2 separate regions of the Mus musculus genome follow, and region 2 is linked to region 1. A link is a loop called in an ENCODE intact Hi-C map of the cell type or tissue named here. Cell type or tissue: heart. All regions are shown on one strand. Region 1 overlaps Mboat2 (membrane bound O-acyltransferase domain containing 2). Region 2 overlaps Mboat2 (membrane bound O-acyltransferase domain containing 2).

What was found. A loop is a pair of places that touch in the nucleus more often than their neighbours do. Peaks named below come from ENCODE experiments on the same cell type or tissue, not always from the same donor. Only the 100,000 strongest peaks of a DNase experiment are listed, where the experiment ranks them.
Region 2: a loop joins it to region 1, with 2.9 times the contacts of the local background. A loop is called at or near these places in 3 of 42 quality-filtered maps.

What each region holds. Positions count from the first base shown.
Region 1 is chr12:24,841,191-24,849,190 of GRCm38, reverse strand. All of the region lies in intron 1 of Mboat2 (membrane bound O-acyltransferase domain containing 2), which reads right to left. Among named protein-coding and RNA genes, the nearest start is that of Mboat2, 14 kb to the right of the region's middle. In heart, CTCF peaks have their summits at 3,580 (motif pointing right) and 7,882 (motif pointing left); no DNase peak of the experiment used is centred here; H3K4me3 peaks cover 332 bases; H3K27ac peaks cover 2,171 bases.
Region 2 is chr12:24,889,895-24,897,894 of GRCm38, reverse strand. All of the region lies in intron 3 of Mboat2 (membrane bound O-acyltransferase domain containing 2), which reads right to left. Among named protein-coding and RNA genes, the nearest start is that of Mboat2, 62 kb to the right of the region's middle. In heart, no CTCF peak of the experiment used is centred here; DNase peaks (open chromatin) are centred at 2,374, 3,694 and 3,844; H3K27ac peaks cover 2,947 bases.

The DNA.
Region 1 (8,000 bases):
GTTTATTTTCAACTGTGTGTGTGTGTTCATGTGCTTGTGTGCACATGTGTATGTTGTGTGTGCACTTGCATGCTGGCCAGTAAGCATCTTATATGTGTTTATGTATGCATGTGTGTTGTATATGTGTGCACATGTATACGTGTATGTATAGATGTATATGTATGTTGCACATGTGTATATGTATACATATGTGTGTGTTAGCTCATGAGTCCCAAGGGTGTCTCTACCTCCCCGGTGTTTGAATTCCAAAGTGTCGGGCCAGTTCTTCGTTCCCTCATCATCCACAGTTCAGACACCAAAGAGGAGCAGAGCTGTTCCCACTCATCAGCAACATGACACGGGGCCAGATGTCAGTATCTGTGTAGTTCATGGCTCCTAGTTACAGTGACTTGGGCCACACAAGCAGACAGCTCAGACAGCAGTGCTGCTGCAGGTGGCTCTCAGCACCCCTGAAGATCACCAGCCAGCCACAATGCACTATGAGATCCCAGAGTGAACCTTATGAAGAAACAGTACCAATAACTGAGGCATAATGATGAAACTCTCAGACCTGCTTAGAGGTAACAGCATGCTTCGGACTTTTGTTTGTTTTTATGCTGATAGAACGATCAGTGATTTGGAGGCTTAATTAATTTGGTCCAATTTTTACAAAATTTAAAATACCATCATCATAAAACTACACCTAAACATGTGTCAAATATCTGCAGAGGCTGGCACAAGGCTCGGTATACAGGAAACGTTCTCTGGTAAATAAACATGGACAGAGAACATAGCCTAAGGATCCCTCTCAGCCAAGGCCAAAGAAGAGCTGGCCACACAGCTTGATAAAGCAAGTCCCTAGTCCTCCCATCCAGGTCACCAAGTCCCAGGCACTGTGGGGGAGGCACCTTGGGCCACACAAGCCGAGCAGTCCAGTCCTACAGAGCAGAACCTCGTCTACAAGGCAGAGGCATGGAGAGCCCAGAGCAGTGAAAATATTGAAACCAATAAACTGTAACAACTGAAAAGTTCAATGTTAAATAAGTTTGAAAAAACAACTAGTGATTTTCCGAGTCACTTTAAACTCAAGAAACCTCTTCCTGAGAGAGTAACAGACGCAAGCAGTACAGGCCTAAGAAACCTCCTGCAAGCTCTGGACAGTGGAGATTACAAACTGAGGAATAACACAATGTATAGCTCACCACCACACATACTTTAGAAAGCACTGACTTTTCTCAATGTTAAATCAAAAACCAAGTTCACAAAAACAACACATTCCACGTGAGCCTAATTCTGTTTAACTCTACCTATTCCCTCTAAAGAAAGTAAAACACGTTAACAGGCTGGCAAGATGGCTCCGAAGACTTCTCGCCACACAGGCCAGATGAGTTTGATACCTGGAATCCCGGCACTCCACCTCGGGATGGGAGATAGACACAGAAGACTCACCCAGAAGCTCCGGGGCCAGCTAGCTCTGAGTAAGTGGGCCAGGGGAAACGTGGAAGTGGAAGGTGATACCAAGTCCTGAGAGCGGCCCTCTGTGTTCTGTGGTGCACAAGCGTGCGCGCACACAGTAGTAACTTTAGTAAGTCTAGGAAATTGTCTGTGGATGGAGAATAATGCTTGATTTTGAAATCTCCTTACTTAACTACTTTTGTAGGTTATACAATAGAGACATAATCTTCTATACCAGGTTAAAAAATACAATGTAAATTCAGATCCCTACTTGAGCAGTAATATCAAAACAGACAAAATGGAAATGAACATGTGCCAATACTCACAGAGGGGTCAGAACACGAAATAGCTAACTTCATCTCACTTCTTCAGAGGGACTGAAGTTTGGGTTTGCTCTGTCATTGAGCCCAAGTCCACGACTCTGCTTTGGCTTTGGCTCTGGCTACTACTTGCCTCCTAGTCACTCAAAGCTGCCCTAAGTCCACAGTGATCAGTAGTCATCTACACACAGTCCAAGCTGCCATCATTTCTGATCAGAAAATAGTTATATAAACTATGCATATCGTGCATATTTATTGTTAACAAATATTAGCTTCAAATACATATAATCATTATGTATGCAATTCAGCATGCAAATCACCTCTGTGTCTGATACATTCACCAGCTACCAGTTAACCTACAAGTCCACTTGTCTCTACAAGAGTAAAATTCCATGGTAGCTAATGAAGACAGGGCTATGAATGGAAAACAAATGACTATCGAGAGAGGACTCACACAAACCACCTCAGCAAGGACCTTAGATCCTTTAAGACACGCTTATTTTCCTGTAAAATTACTGTCCCTAATATTCCCGTTTGTGAAACCATTTCATGTGCTAGCATTAAATGAACTTCGAGAACTGCCTCTGATTGTTGGTTTCAGTTGTCATAAAAACGGTCCTTCGTGAAAAAGCTGTTGGTGAATTCTTCTTATCTTGTGGGTTAAAAGCAAAATGGTAGCTCTGCCAGAACAATCTCTCAAAAGAAAAAAAAAAAAAAACCTCAAACACATGAGTAACAAAAACCATGTAAGCAATGTGAAGAAAGGGGAGGCATGGGGGGGGGGGGCACCCTAACATCCACAGTTCTCATTAACCCGGAAGTCAACAGTCCGGAAGTCAACAGTCAGAACTCCTCTGACATTCTATGAATCTTACATTGTATGGATCTGAGAAAGACAAACAACTGTTTGCAGGAATAATGAGAGGGTCTCCGGTGATCTGCCTGGGTGTGGCTTTAACACCATCCTAACACCAGGTGAAGACTGGACCCCTGCAGGGTTGAGTCCCTCTTTTAACAGACTTATACAAGCTTTTCCCATAGTCCACTCTTCTTACACCTCTTAGCTCACGTGAGCTAGCTCAGATATGAGCCCGCTAAGTCTACAGGAAAGATGCTTGGGGCCCATCTCCTCAGAATTAGTTTTGAGAACGTGCCCAGTGCTAAACCAACAACTTTGGTCTTTTTGGTGCCTTTTAGTAAACAGCAAGGCAAACTGATGAATTCATTTTCAAATGAGCAAAGAGTGCTCAAACACTAGGCTTTCAGACGTTGACCCTACCCCACCAGAGACATAAATGTCCGCTCGTGAGAAAGCCCAAGGCACTGCCTGACACCTAGCCCACTAAAATGTAATCATTCATAACCAACCAGCTGCAGGAGATGAGAATCAGAGGTGCCCCAACTCTCTAGAAGGTAACTGGGAAGATAGCTACTTGGGACACTTGTGAATTTATCCAGAAACTTTGTAAGCAACCACAACTACCTGGAAAATGGAAACGGATGCCTTCACAATGGGAACAAGTGTGACATCCAGGGGCATTCAAGTGGCAGTCAGCCCACCCAGGCCAGAGGTTTCCCCAGGAAGTGTTATTTCTGCAAACAGACAGTTTGCATAAAAGGCTGCCTGACAACAGCAGCGCCATCCACAGAGCACTTGGAGTGTCATAGCTCTGTGCACACAGAGACCGGGAGGCATAAACACCTTCCTCTCGGTAAGTAAGCACAGGTTGGCTCCTGAATGTCAGGTGCAATGGGGTTTGTTTTAGGGTGTGTGTTTTCCCCTGCATGCCTCTCTGTGTACCTCATCCACGCCTGGTGCCTGCAGAGGGCAGAAGAGAGGGGCAGATTCCACACAGAACCAGAGTTACAGACAGTTGTGAGTAGTCTGTGCATGCTGGGAATCAAACTTAGGTCTTGAGTCAGTGCTATTAACCCGCCAGCCATCTCTCCAGCCCCAGTGTTTGGCTTTTAATTAGCCCTATCATCAGACCCTGCCTACTCTTTCTCTACTCTCTGAAACTGAAAAGCCTAGCACATGGCCAATGTTTGCTGAAGGAGTGAGCCCGTGTTACACAAACACTGTTCCTCTCTGCAAGTTGTATTTTTGCTCCGAGAAGCCTGAAAAAAAAAAAAAAAAAAAAAAAAGAATGTATCCTTCAGCCTGAGCAACACACTTATGTTCTATATATGAACACACACCGACACACACACACACACACACACACACACACACACACACACACCTTAGATGGGTCCAGGCTGAGGCAAGCCTGCCCAGTGGCTCCACTGTACCAGAGCTGCAGCTGGCTATAGCTCCTAGCCACCCTCAGCTCCATTTCCATGTTTCAAAGGTCTTGCAAAGCACCATGAGCAGAAGTAAATGTCTGTGCCATGTAAGCAGGGACCCCTATCTTTCTCATCCAATGAATGTCTGGGAACTATGACAGCATCACCTATAAACTTAAGACACAACCAACCATCCAACTCCGCCTCACTAAATCAGAACCCCTGATGGTATAGCCCACACACTTACTTTACATTTAATTTTCACTGACACACGAGAACTTTGAAAACATCCCTATGTGTGGAATACCATGTGACAATACACACATAGGTTGTACAGAGTTTCCGTTGGGTCACACTTATTTTATCGCCCCCTCAGACAGCATTTCTTTATGGTGCAAACATCAACGCCTCTCCCTTTGGCTTTCTGAAATACGCAGCCCATCACTGTTACCTATAGTTACCTTCTGTGCATCAGCACACTGGATCCTCACATGCTGGGAGCCATTACGCACTCCGAGGTGGACTTTTAAAGTGAGTTCACAATGCACCTCCTTCTCTCCCAGCTTATTTCACTGACAATAACATCTTCTGGTTCCACCCATGCTACCATACAAGGCATGGTTTCACTCTTTGTACGACTAGACAGGATTCCCATGTGTGTATGCAGACAGGATTCCCCTGTGTATATGTAGCACATTCTCTTCCTCCACGTATCGGTTGACAGACAGACACCTGGGGTGTTCCCATTTCTTGGCTATTGTGACTAACGCAGCAATAATCACGGGAATGCAGATGTTTCTTCAACACGCAGATTTCGTTTCCTCTGCATTTACACACAGTTGTACAACTGCCGGATGATACTGTTGTCCCGTGTAAAATTTTCTTAGTACAAATGTTCAACATCACTCATCATCAGGGAAATGCAAATCAAAGGCACCGGAGAGACGGAGAAATGCCACCTCACTCCAGCAAGAAGAGCTCTATCATCAAAGACACAGGAGACCCAAGTGCGGGCGTGGACATGGGGGAAGGGGATCCTAGCATACTGTGGGCGGAAATGTAAATTAACACAGCCATTATGGAAAACCACTGTTTTAACAAGGGCTGCAGGGGACTCTCATACAAACCCAGCTGCCTAACATGAGCCAGCCTCAGTGTGGCTGGTAACACCTGTGACATGAAACAAGGGACTTTATATCAGCAGGTGGAGCAGATATCATCCATGTGCAGTTTATGCCACAACTGTTCTGTGGGGCTCTCCCTCCTCTCTCTTCCCTCCCCCTGCCCTCTCCCTCTCTCTCTGGGTCACTGCTGTGGCAGTCTTATCCAAACTCTAACACAGCTGTCTTCTGACTCTGATTCACATGCTGTAAATATCTGTCAGTCCGTCTCGCCCACTAAGTATGCCCCTGCTCTCCGTATCTCTCCAGGACTTACTACAGCTCCTGATTCATAGCACTGACCTATGGCACTCAATAAATAAGAAACTTATCCTCTGCCACCATCTTTACTAACAAATGGTAATTCTCACCATCTTAAGTAATAGCAAACTCGTCAGGCAGGATACAATCACTAACTTTGACACAGACAACACTTGCCAAATCTACACAGTCCAGGATGGTGTCTCTGGTCAGAGGCAAGCCTACTTGAGCTCAAGATCCAAGGTTCGTGGTTTGTATCACAGTCTATCTTTCCTGATATAATAACAGCAAGACACAGAACAGTCCCCCTTCCTTTTCCACGCCTGGCCGGCCACACACTGCTTACACTGCTTATACTATGAAGTTGAGGCAGGTATTTGCTTGCTGGCCGGGGCCACCCGTCTAACCAGGGCAAACTGACCTGGTGCCGCCTTTCTCCTTCATTTTATAAGCTAACTCCCCTGCCAAGCATTTACCAAATCTGGAGTTATAGACAAAACAAGAAATAGAACTCTAATATGCTCATCATTCTCTAGAGGTTCACACTTTTGACAAATACAAAAAAGGGGAAAAGACTCCAAGAGCAGATTTCTGGCGCTGTCCCAGGCTGTTTTTTTCTTTGTTGAAAGGGTCTGTAACATCTTTTAGCTCTGATATTCCAAGTAGGACTTTAAAAACAAAAACCTGGACTCACATATCTCCTACCCAATGTCATACTCTTAAAAATAAGTGAATAAAAACAGAAATAATAAAACTCACACACTACTTTACAGTTCTAAGTGGTAAAACTCAGCATCTATGTCAAACAGCTTTGTGGAGCTTGTGATTTCTCCTCTATTGTATGTTTCTTGTATCTTATAAAGAAACTGAGTCTTCAGAAATGAATCCTCCCCCAATGAATATCAAAAATCTTAGCACACAGCTCAACAATTTTGATGACTATATCACCATCTCCACTTGCTAAAGCCCAAGGCCGCGATGCCAAATTATTATGCAGCTTGAGAGTATTGTCTAAGAACAAAAGACGACAGAACTAGCTGGCATTACCCAGGGACTGCAATGCCAGTCCCCAGGATTGTCATTTTCTACTAAGGAGCCCTTGACTATCTCCAGAGGTACCAAGTGTCCCTTCCCTTCGCCCGTCCTCCACTCACACACCAAAAATCTCTGTCACTTCTATTCTGGGGATGCAGCTAATACGAACAGCTGTGTCAGACTTAGTATTTAAAAAGGCACGCTAGCACTCGGCTGTGAAGCAGCCTGGGGATTAAACTTAAATTCCAAAGCCTGAAAAGTTATCACGTGATAAAAACACTCTGGCCCCAAATCAATATACATTCAAGAAAAACTGGAAATACCAACGACAGCGTGTAAGACAACAAAGGCCTTTCCAAATAGTAATTGATTTCTCACTAGCTACACTTTTTTAATGCCTTACTCCATAAGATAATTTTGACAACAATTAGTAAGTATGAATACCTCGATCTACAAAATGAATAAAAATAACAATAGCATGAAATGTCAGCCCTTCATTTTTAGCAGGATACTAACTTTCAAGATGAAATCCAACATGCGACCATTTCAGCCAAATGCAATTTAACTGGAAACTTCCCGGGGTCAACCCAGGGTTCAACTTATGAAACAGTGAAGTATGAGGGCTGCCCCCCAATACTGCTACGAGTCACAGAGGTGCTTCCAGCCCCACTTTAGCTTTAATCCACTCTGTCAAAGTTCCTAAGCCTCGGAATACAGTTAGCACCCTTCAGAGTGGACTCCCAATATAATAAACTCATAATTCCAAGTAGCCATTTAGCTAAACCTAATCTAGAGACATTACTGGGACTTAAAATGGGGAAACATAAAAATTATTATCCAAAATTTAAAAATCATGCTTCCATTGGAAAACCAAATTCCCAGCTTCCCTTTGAAAAGGCAGCTTTGGCACCAAGCCAACATTCCTTTGCGGCAACCATTAGCAGAGGTGGGGAGGGGTGCCCTTTCCCAGCTGCACATGAAGCAGATGCACGGGCAGCTCCACTCCTCGCCTGCCCTCTGGGCACTTGAAGTAGGAGGAGAGAGTGGGATGAGCCATTACATCTAACCCCTTGACCTGGTCATCTCACAGGGACACCAACCACCAACCATGACCCCCAGAGTCTGCTCAACTTCTGATGTCAAGCAATCTTCTATCCCTGGTTAACATCTAGAATGTCATTGTAGGTAATTAAGTTAGATGTGTTCTACTTAATCACTACTGATCGATCACCAGCAGATTGTAGTTCAAGACACGGAGAGTTGGTCAGGGTGTGTGTTAAATCTGGTGGGCAGCTGTCAATGGCTAAACAGAACTTTCCTCGTGCCCCAAGGATACCAGTTAGTCTGTTCCTTTGGGGTGACCTGAAAGCATCTTCCAAAACCTCACCCCCTGCTGGCCACGCTAGGCTTGCTCTGGACAGGATGGGGTGGTAGAAACAAGAATTACATTACTCCAAAGGAGTCCTTCTGGAGGGTCTTGCTTTATATAGGCAAGGGACACTAC
Region 2 (8,000 bases), 49 kb before region 1:
GGATACCCCGCACAGGACAGACGCTCTGTCACTGAGAAACAGACACGGCTAACCTCCAACACTATGTACTCACAGAACAGCTCAGTTCCTTCCCAGACTCTGGATAATCTTATACTACTTAAAACCTCTGCTCTTGCTGGGAAGTCAGAGCTGGCTGGTCATCTGCCCTCCCTATCTGACCAGGTGCTGGCTCAGCGGGAACAAAGAGATCTCAAGGAATCACAACCACAGTTGTGAGGGATTCTGTTTGTCCTTTTCCAACTCCCTAACCATGCAAATAAGTGATGAGTGACTTCCTGAGCCAGGAAGGGTGACTAGGACATGCAGCCAGTGCCCTTCGTTTACTACAGAAGTGAACCAAACCACCTCGCTTCCATTGCCATACTTGGCTGAGTAGCATAATGAAGTCACTTTGTTCTTTACAGAAAATTCCCAAAGTTGCTTTCTGTATGCAAATGAAGTGGGCAGTAGGCATGAAGCAGCCTGCTTTAATCTTTCACACGGTGAAGAATAACAATGTAGCTCACATCAAGACTCAGTATCATCCAGTTAAGAGTCTCCAGCTCAGCCTCTCCTAGCATGTGACCAGACACGGGGACATCAAAACCCACATCTGACAAGTGTGACGTGGTCTTGAAATGGCTGAGAAACAGAATTATTCAAGGGGGGCTATCCAGGTTTCAGCCTATATTCTATTTGCTACAAAACCAGGTCTCTGGAGAGCATGCCTGGAAAGGGTCCTTCGGACGTCAATTCCAACAAACCGCATAGCTAGGCCTAAGGCAGGGAAGTCTGTCACTGTCTGACCCTCAGGGGAGGCACTTTCTCCTTCAACTCCAGCCAACCCACACCATCACACTTCAGGGAAATCCCAGGTAGACAGTAGGGAGAGATGCGATCCCAGCAGTCCTATAGAGCTCAAAGGCTTCCTGCATCTGTTTCAGCTCATGATGTAAAGACCAGGACCAAGAGATGGGAAGTGGAAGACGACACCTGAAGCTAAGCAAGAACTGAGCTGGTTGAAGCCTCTTAGAATCTGGGGCTTGAGATGGAAGATGGTCAGCTCTCGAGCAGTAACTCCACAGGTGTGCTGTGTACCACTATGATGCCATGTACCACTGTCCAGCGAGGCTCTGAGAATACAACATGGAAGGAGCCACAGTCTGTGTCACCTGCAGACCAGAGTCTAATGCAGGAGACAAACATACAGGCTTCCAAGTACAAAGCACACCATGCCTGGGGCTCTGGGAAACTCTCTCACTCAATCCCAGTACATACATTTTTGTGCATGTGCGTGTGTGTGTGTGTGTGTGTGTGTATTTATCTCATTGTCTGTGTTACCAGGGACTGAGCACATGGCCTTGCACATACTAAGCAAACACTCTAACACTAGGCTACATCTCCAAACCTTCCCTCTTTCTTATTTTAAGAGGAGATCCTTTGTTTGTTTGTTTGTTTGTTTGTTTTGTTTTTTTGAGACAGGGTTTCTCTGTGTAGCCCTGGCTGGCCTCGAACTCAGAAATCCGCCTGCCTCTGCCTCCCGAGTGCTGATTAAAGGCATGCACCACATTTCCCTTACTTACTACGTAGGTCTCAACAGGCCTTGGACTTTTAAAGCCTCCTGCCTCAGACTTCTGCATGACTGGGGCTGTAGGTGTGCACCAACTGTTTTCGCATTTTAACATCTGTGGAATCAAGAATACCCCTCACAACAACCGCATGTGGTCCTTTTTTTTTTTTTTTTTGGTGGTACATAAAACAATAAAACAATTAAGTCCTAGAATCCACTGGTCTTGCCATGTTCCCCACCATCCTGAAGCAGAATGATGGAATGGCCTTTCGAAGCACAATTGCAGGGCCAATTAGGTGGCAGCAGCTTAGAGGCCTGGGGTCCCCATTATGTGTCCACTATGTGGTACAATTTCTTCAATCAGTGGGATCCACGGGTGCAGAAGGGATGAAGGGGAAGATGATTCCCGTGACCATCACCCCGAGTATCCCACTGCAAAAACTTTAAGTTCTGCTGACCTAGAAGTTTTGGTTCTAGAGTGGGGAGCAACCCTGCCAGGAGTCACAACAAACATCTCACTGAACCGGGAGCTCAGACAAACCCCTGGCCAATCTGGCCTTCTGATGCCATTAAGCCAACACGCTAAGAAAGGAATAATGGGGTGACTGGTCCAGATTACCAAGGGGAAACCGGACTGCTTCTCCACAACGGAGGTAAGAAAGATTATGTCTGGAGTGCCAGAGAGCCTTCAGGGCACTTCTTGGTGCTACCACGTCCTATGATTAAAAGTCAATAGGAGACTACAACAGCCTAATCCAGGCAGGATGTCAAAGTGTACAGGCCCTTCAGGAATGAAGATATGAGTCACTCCTCCAGGACAAGAGCCAAGACTCTGAGGTGCTTACAGAGCATGGAGGGACTACAGTAGTAGAGGAAGGTAGTTATAAATACCAGCTAAGGCCATGCAGTTGCAGGAAGACGATTATAATTGGCTTGAGTATTTCTGTCACATTTTGTTAAGAATGTGTTTGGGCAGATATCTGTATTTCCCTTCCGGATTTATTACATAATGTAATAACACCAATTAAAAGAATATCAATGATTCTCATATTTAAATCCTGAGATACTAAAAGAATGTCTCTCAAGAAACATTGTCACCTATTCTAAAATGTATAATACATTTGTGGTTTGTACCTGGGATAGTTTTATCATGTCAGGCAACATTATGACCTGGTTATTGTTTTCATTTGGAAATTAAGCATGCTATAAGGAGATGTAATTCTGTGTACATTAACAAGGGGTCTAAAACCCAAGCGGATGCATACACCTGGGAGGGAGTTTTCCTAATTAAATCTTTTGAAATGGAAGACCCTCCTTGAATCTGGATCTCCTGAGGTAGAAGACACACCTTTAATCTGGGCTACACCTTCTGCTGACAGACTAAATGAAGGACGCAGAAAAGGAAGCTGCCACTCTGCCTGCTCGCCCTCATCCTCACTGGCAAATTTGTTCCTTCACTGGCATTAGAGCATACTTCTTTGGGAGTCCAGCAGGTAGTGAAGACCAGCAGAGACATCCAGCCTCATGGACTGAACAATTACTAAACTCTTGGACTTTCCATGGGTAGGCAGCCATTGTTGGACTAGCTGGACCACAACCTACAAACCACTCTAATAAATAAATCCCACAGACAGACAGACAGACATTCTATCAGCTCTGTTCCTCTAGACAACCCTGACTAATTCAGGGGTCTCATTAGATTCTCAGACAATCCAATGAACGTCATCTCTATTACTCCTGACTTAACAATGAGGAAAGAGGTGACAGGAGCTGGGTAACCTGGACAGTCTGTCACATCAACCAACGAGGTGAAGGGACTTGACTGAGCCGTGGTGCCACACCACCTGAGAGCAAGGGTTCTCCTGCAGCGTCCGTAACACAGGCAGCTTGCCAGTTGTGCAAAGCAGTAACTCACTCCACTAGAGAAGGGAAAGGGCCCTCCAGGGTCAGGCAGACAGGGCTGGGAAAGGCCAGCAGGAATTCACGTGGGGGTGGGGTGCCCAGCAAACACAAAGGAGCAGAGTGCAGAACAGTAGGGGGTGTGTATACAACTACAAACGGTTCATTATGGCTGGTCTGGCAGCAGCCAAGGAGTCAGTGCTATGAACTGAGAGTGCACAGGCAGGCGGGGCAGCCGCAAAGCCTCGGCAAAGCTGCCAACTCAGAGTCTGAAGCAGGAGGGAGGAGTGATCAGAAGGACATTTAGAAAGGCCACCTGGGCAGCCAGGGCACAGGACAGGGCAGAGCTGGGACAGCTGACAAGTGGCCAGGTACAAGAACAAAGAGGAGCAATGGTGGCCCAAGGTGTCAGGAGGGAGAGAATAATAGCCAATGCTCACTGCCAGCCTCTGGGGCCTTAGCACATGCTGGGCACTCTCTCAAATGCTTAGAAATGCCCAGTGCCCAGAATGACCCAAGAGGAAAGCGAAGCCAAGGCAGCTCTGTGATGTGGGGAGAGAGGAGGAGGGTTCATTCCTGTCTCCTAGCCTGACTCTTGGAGGAGAACAAGGCAGACGACCAGAGAGCAAAGATGAGGTCCTCTCCTCCGCCCACCCCCGGCCCCCATCCTGGTACCCCAAGCTGGGAGGATAATGGATAAAACAGAAGCAGAGGTTCTTCACCGGGGAAGTCCTAAAGGCCAGACCAGACTCCCAGCAGAGGCCACATGCCCAGTCAGCCTCCCTTCCTTGGCTCCTTTCCACCCCGCATCTTTATGCCTCAAGAATTATCCTTTTTTTTATTTTTTAAAGTTGATGTGTGTACATGTTCGTATGACTAGAGGATGTCAAATTTATAGATCACAGAAACTAGAGACTGGTTTTAAAAAACCATCATGTGGATCACTTGAAATTTTGAAAAAGAAGAAAGAGAAAAAAAAAAAAGGAAGAAATAAAAGTGTGACAATCTGTATATGCTTGGCCCAGGTAGTGACACTATTAGAAAAGTGTGGCCCTGTTGGAGTACGTGTGGTCTTGTTGGAGTAGGTGTGTCACAGTGGGTGTGGGCTTTAAGACCCTCATCCTAGCTTCCTACAAGCCAGTATTCTGCTAGCAACCTTCAGATAAAGATGTAGAACTCTCAGCTCCTCCTGTACCATGCCTGCCTGGATGCTGCCATGTTCCCACTTTGATGATAATGGACTGAACCTCTGAACCTGTAAACCAGCCCCAATTAAATGTTGTCCTTTATAAGAGTTGCCTTGGTCTCGGTGTCTGTTCACAGCAGTTAAACCCTAACTAAGACAAAAAGAAAACATGTTTCTGTCTTTGACAGTATTTTCAGTCAATCATTCCTCAGGCCTCCTCCAATTTACCAAGGAAAACCAGAACCCTTGAAACACTTAAGCCTACCAGGGAGTAACCCAGTCACAATAGTTCTGCAGGACTGACATTTTCTGCTTTACAATGTAAGTAGCTACAAAGAAAGAGCTCTAATGTCTCAGAGAGCTAGACAACAGGTGGACCTTATATTCTACAGTCTAATAGCAGCTTCTCATCTTTGGTGTAGCAAAAGGAAACGGTTTCCAAGATATGAATAAGGGACAAGATTACAGAAAACTCAGAAAGGCAGAAGGGCCAGATCCAGCCTGGACTTCGGTTATCTCCTTTCGACAGAAGGAGCTGCTCAGGCTGCAACCTTGGGCCAAGGTCAAGGTCAGGAAAAGATAAGCCACCCTACCTCCTGCCCGGGCTCTATTTAAACAACTGCTGGGCTTTCATCATGGGAAGTGGATGCTCACCTTTCTAATCCCCTTCACCTAAGTGCCAGGCAGGTTTTTAGGTCATTAAATGCTTTCTGTCATGCTTCGCCCTTCCTTCCATGAGCACTTAAATATGGAGGGTGGAATAAGCTGGCAATAATAAAAAGTCACTATTTTTTTTCCTACACAGATTTGTTTTAAAATTATATTTCTGGTATGTTTACGAAATCTATATTTATTACAAATTTACTAATCGAGCAAAGCATTTCAAAACTTCTGGACAGTTTTGAATTAAACTGTGGAGTCTAAAACTGGAGACCACTGCTACTCAAGCACTTAGTTAAAGATTAAATCTTTTCCGAAGACACCCCAGATGCTACATTCTCAGGAATCTGATATCAAAAAATGTCACACACAGTAACTCGATGGTATCTGCTTTTCTTTCAAATGATGTATCTCGAAGTTTATGCTAGCTGGTAAGCAAAGAAAAACCTTTTTGTTTAAATAAAAAGTTTCTTTAAGCCGGGTGTGGTGGCGCATGCCTTTAATCCAGAGGCAGGCCGGATTTCTGAGTTCGAGGCCAGCCTGGTCTACAGAGTGAGTTCCAGGACAGCCAGGGCTATACAGAGAAACCCTGTCTCGAAAAAACAAAACAAAACAAACAAACAAACAAACAAACAAACAAAAAGATTCCGTAAACAAATTAACAACTCCCAGCAACATGGGTGGGGTTCAGAGACCTCCTTGGTCTGAGAATGTAATGTTAGAATCCAGCTGCTGCCATCTGCAGCACCCCCTGCCCCCTCAGATGCTGAGAGGCACCCACTGAGAAACACCTGTGAGTCTCTGGCTAAGGGACTTCTCGGTCCCAGGGTTTCTTGCCTGGGGATGTGAGTTCACATCCAAGCAGGTATTAGTAGCCACACATCCAGCTTCCCACCGCACTCCCTGCCTTCTGTCTGGGTGTCAGAGAGCGGGGCTGCTGGCTTTCATCACACCATGTGGGCTCTGCCATCCTCTCTTCAGAGCTCCTGATGCTCCAGTGTTCAGAGCCCCTCCACGCTACGGACTACCTGTGTGTCCGCTCATGGCATTAATGATTCCCCTAGTAAACGCCACACCCTCAGCAATTTGCCTCTGTGTCCCCCTTAAGTCCCACCTCTGAGACCTCTCACACAGTTCTGTGACTTTGCTCAAGTGACTCCACCTGAGGAAACTCCCATTTCCTCGCCTGCATTTCCTACACAGGTAGATGTGGTCTTTAAAAATACCAAAGCGCTCAGTCACATGAAGCTCAGGTTCCACGTCACAGTCCAAAGGCTCCTCCTGTTCAATCCATTTCCCGACAATGACTAGAAAGTGCACCTATCAGAGGTAGACAAGATGTACCACACCACAAGGGGTGGAGCTATCTCGTAGGCATCTAGTAGGCAGTCCTCTAGAAGCCATCTAGTAACCACAGCCTTCCAATACAACTGCAGTTCTTACCTGAAACTCAAAAGAAAATAATAACCCAGCATCCACACTTGTTTTCCTTGAAAACCTTTTCTACCGTTGTGATGAAACACCATAACCAGCAGCAAGGGAGGGAAGAGTTTATTGGGTTTATGCTTCCAGGCATTGTTCTTCATCAATGTCAAGACAGGCACTTAAGGAGGGCAGGGACCTGGAGGCAGGTGCTGATGCAGAGGCCACAGAGGGTCACTGCTCACTGGCTTGCTCAGCCTGCTTTCTTATAGCACCCAGGACCAGCAGCCCAGGGATGACACCACCCACAATGGGCTGTGCCCTCCCCATCGATCACTAATTAAGGAAAATGTCCTACAGCTGGATCTTATGCAGGCATTTTCTCAATTGAGGCTCCCTCCTCTCAATGAGAATAGCTTCCATGAGGCTGACATAAAACACCAGTCTTATACAAACGGCACTGCATCAAAACAAGTAACAGGCTTCCCTGCCATCACCCACCCATCCATCACAATGCTTGCACGAGCCCTTTTTTTTTTTTTTTTTCAATATTCAGTCATGAATTAGAGACTCTTGGGACAAAGGTACTATTAGTTTCTGGATATACTCAAAGCCCAAAGATGAATCTTTATACTTCATTAACAAGCAGTAGTCACACTTTAGTTATTAGAACTACCTCATTTGTAAGTAATATATGATTATTATTTTCAAGACTAGAAAGTTACCTTGGTGGAATGGGTAAGCCACACCCACATGAAGGGTGTCACTAGTGGGTGATAGTGGCTGAGCTTGGCACAATGCCTGATATATAGCAACTGTGGCAACATGACCTATGAATAGGGAAGTATAAAAAAGAAAAAGAAAACCCACTGGAGAGGTGCCTGTAGTTCCTACTGAAACATAGCATTTAGTCAGCGCCAGCTATCCCCAAAGAGCCTGCACTTTCCGTAGGACAGCAAAAGGCTCTTGAATATGGTCCACAGAGAATGCTAAAGAAAACAGAACTGAGGTCCACTTTCCTTCCCGCCACATGTTATTGTCTCTCACAGGATCCCAGGATTACCCTCAGAGAAGTTAATATTTTCCCCACAGAGTTACTGCTGAGCCACTAACCACTGCTAATTAGCTTCACGAGGACACATTTTCAAATGGCTGGAGGCTTCTGCCTACCAGATGGCTGCTGGAGGATCACCACTCAGTGTGAGCACGGTTAGCGTAATTCAGATAACATTCTTTATCTAGGAACCCACACTTAAGTGTCTC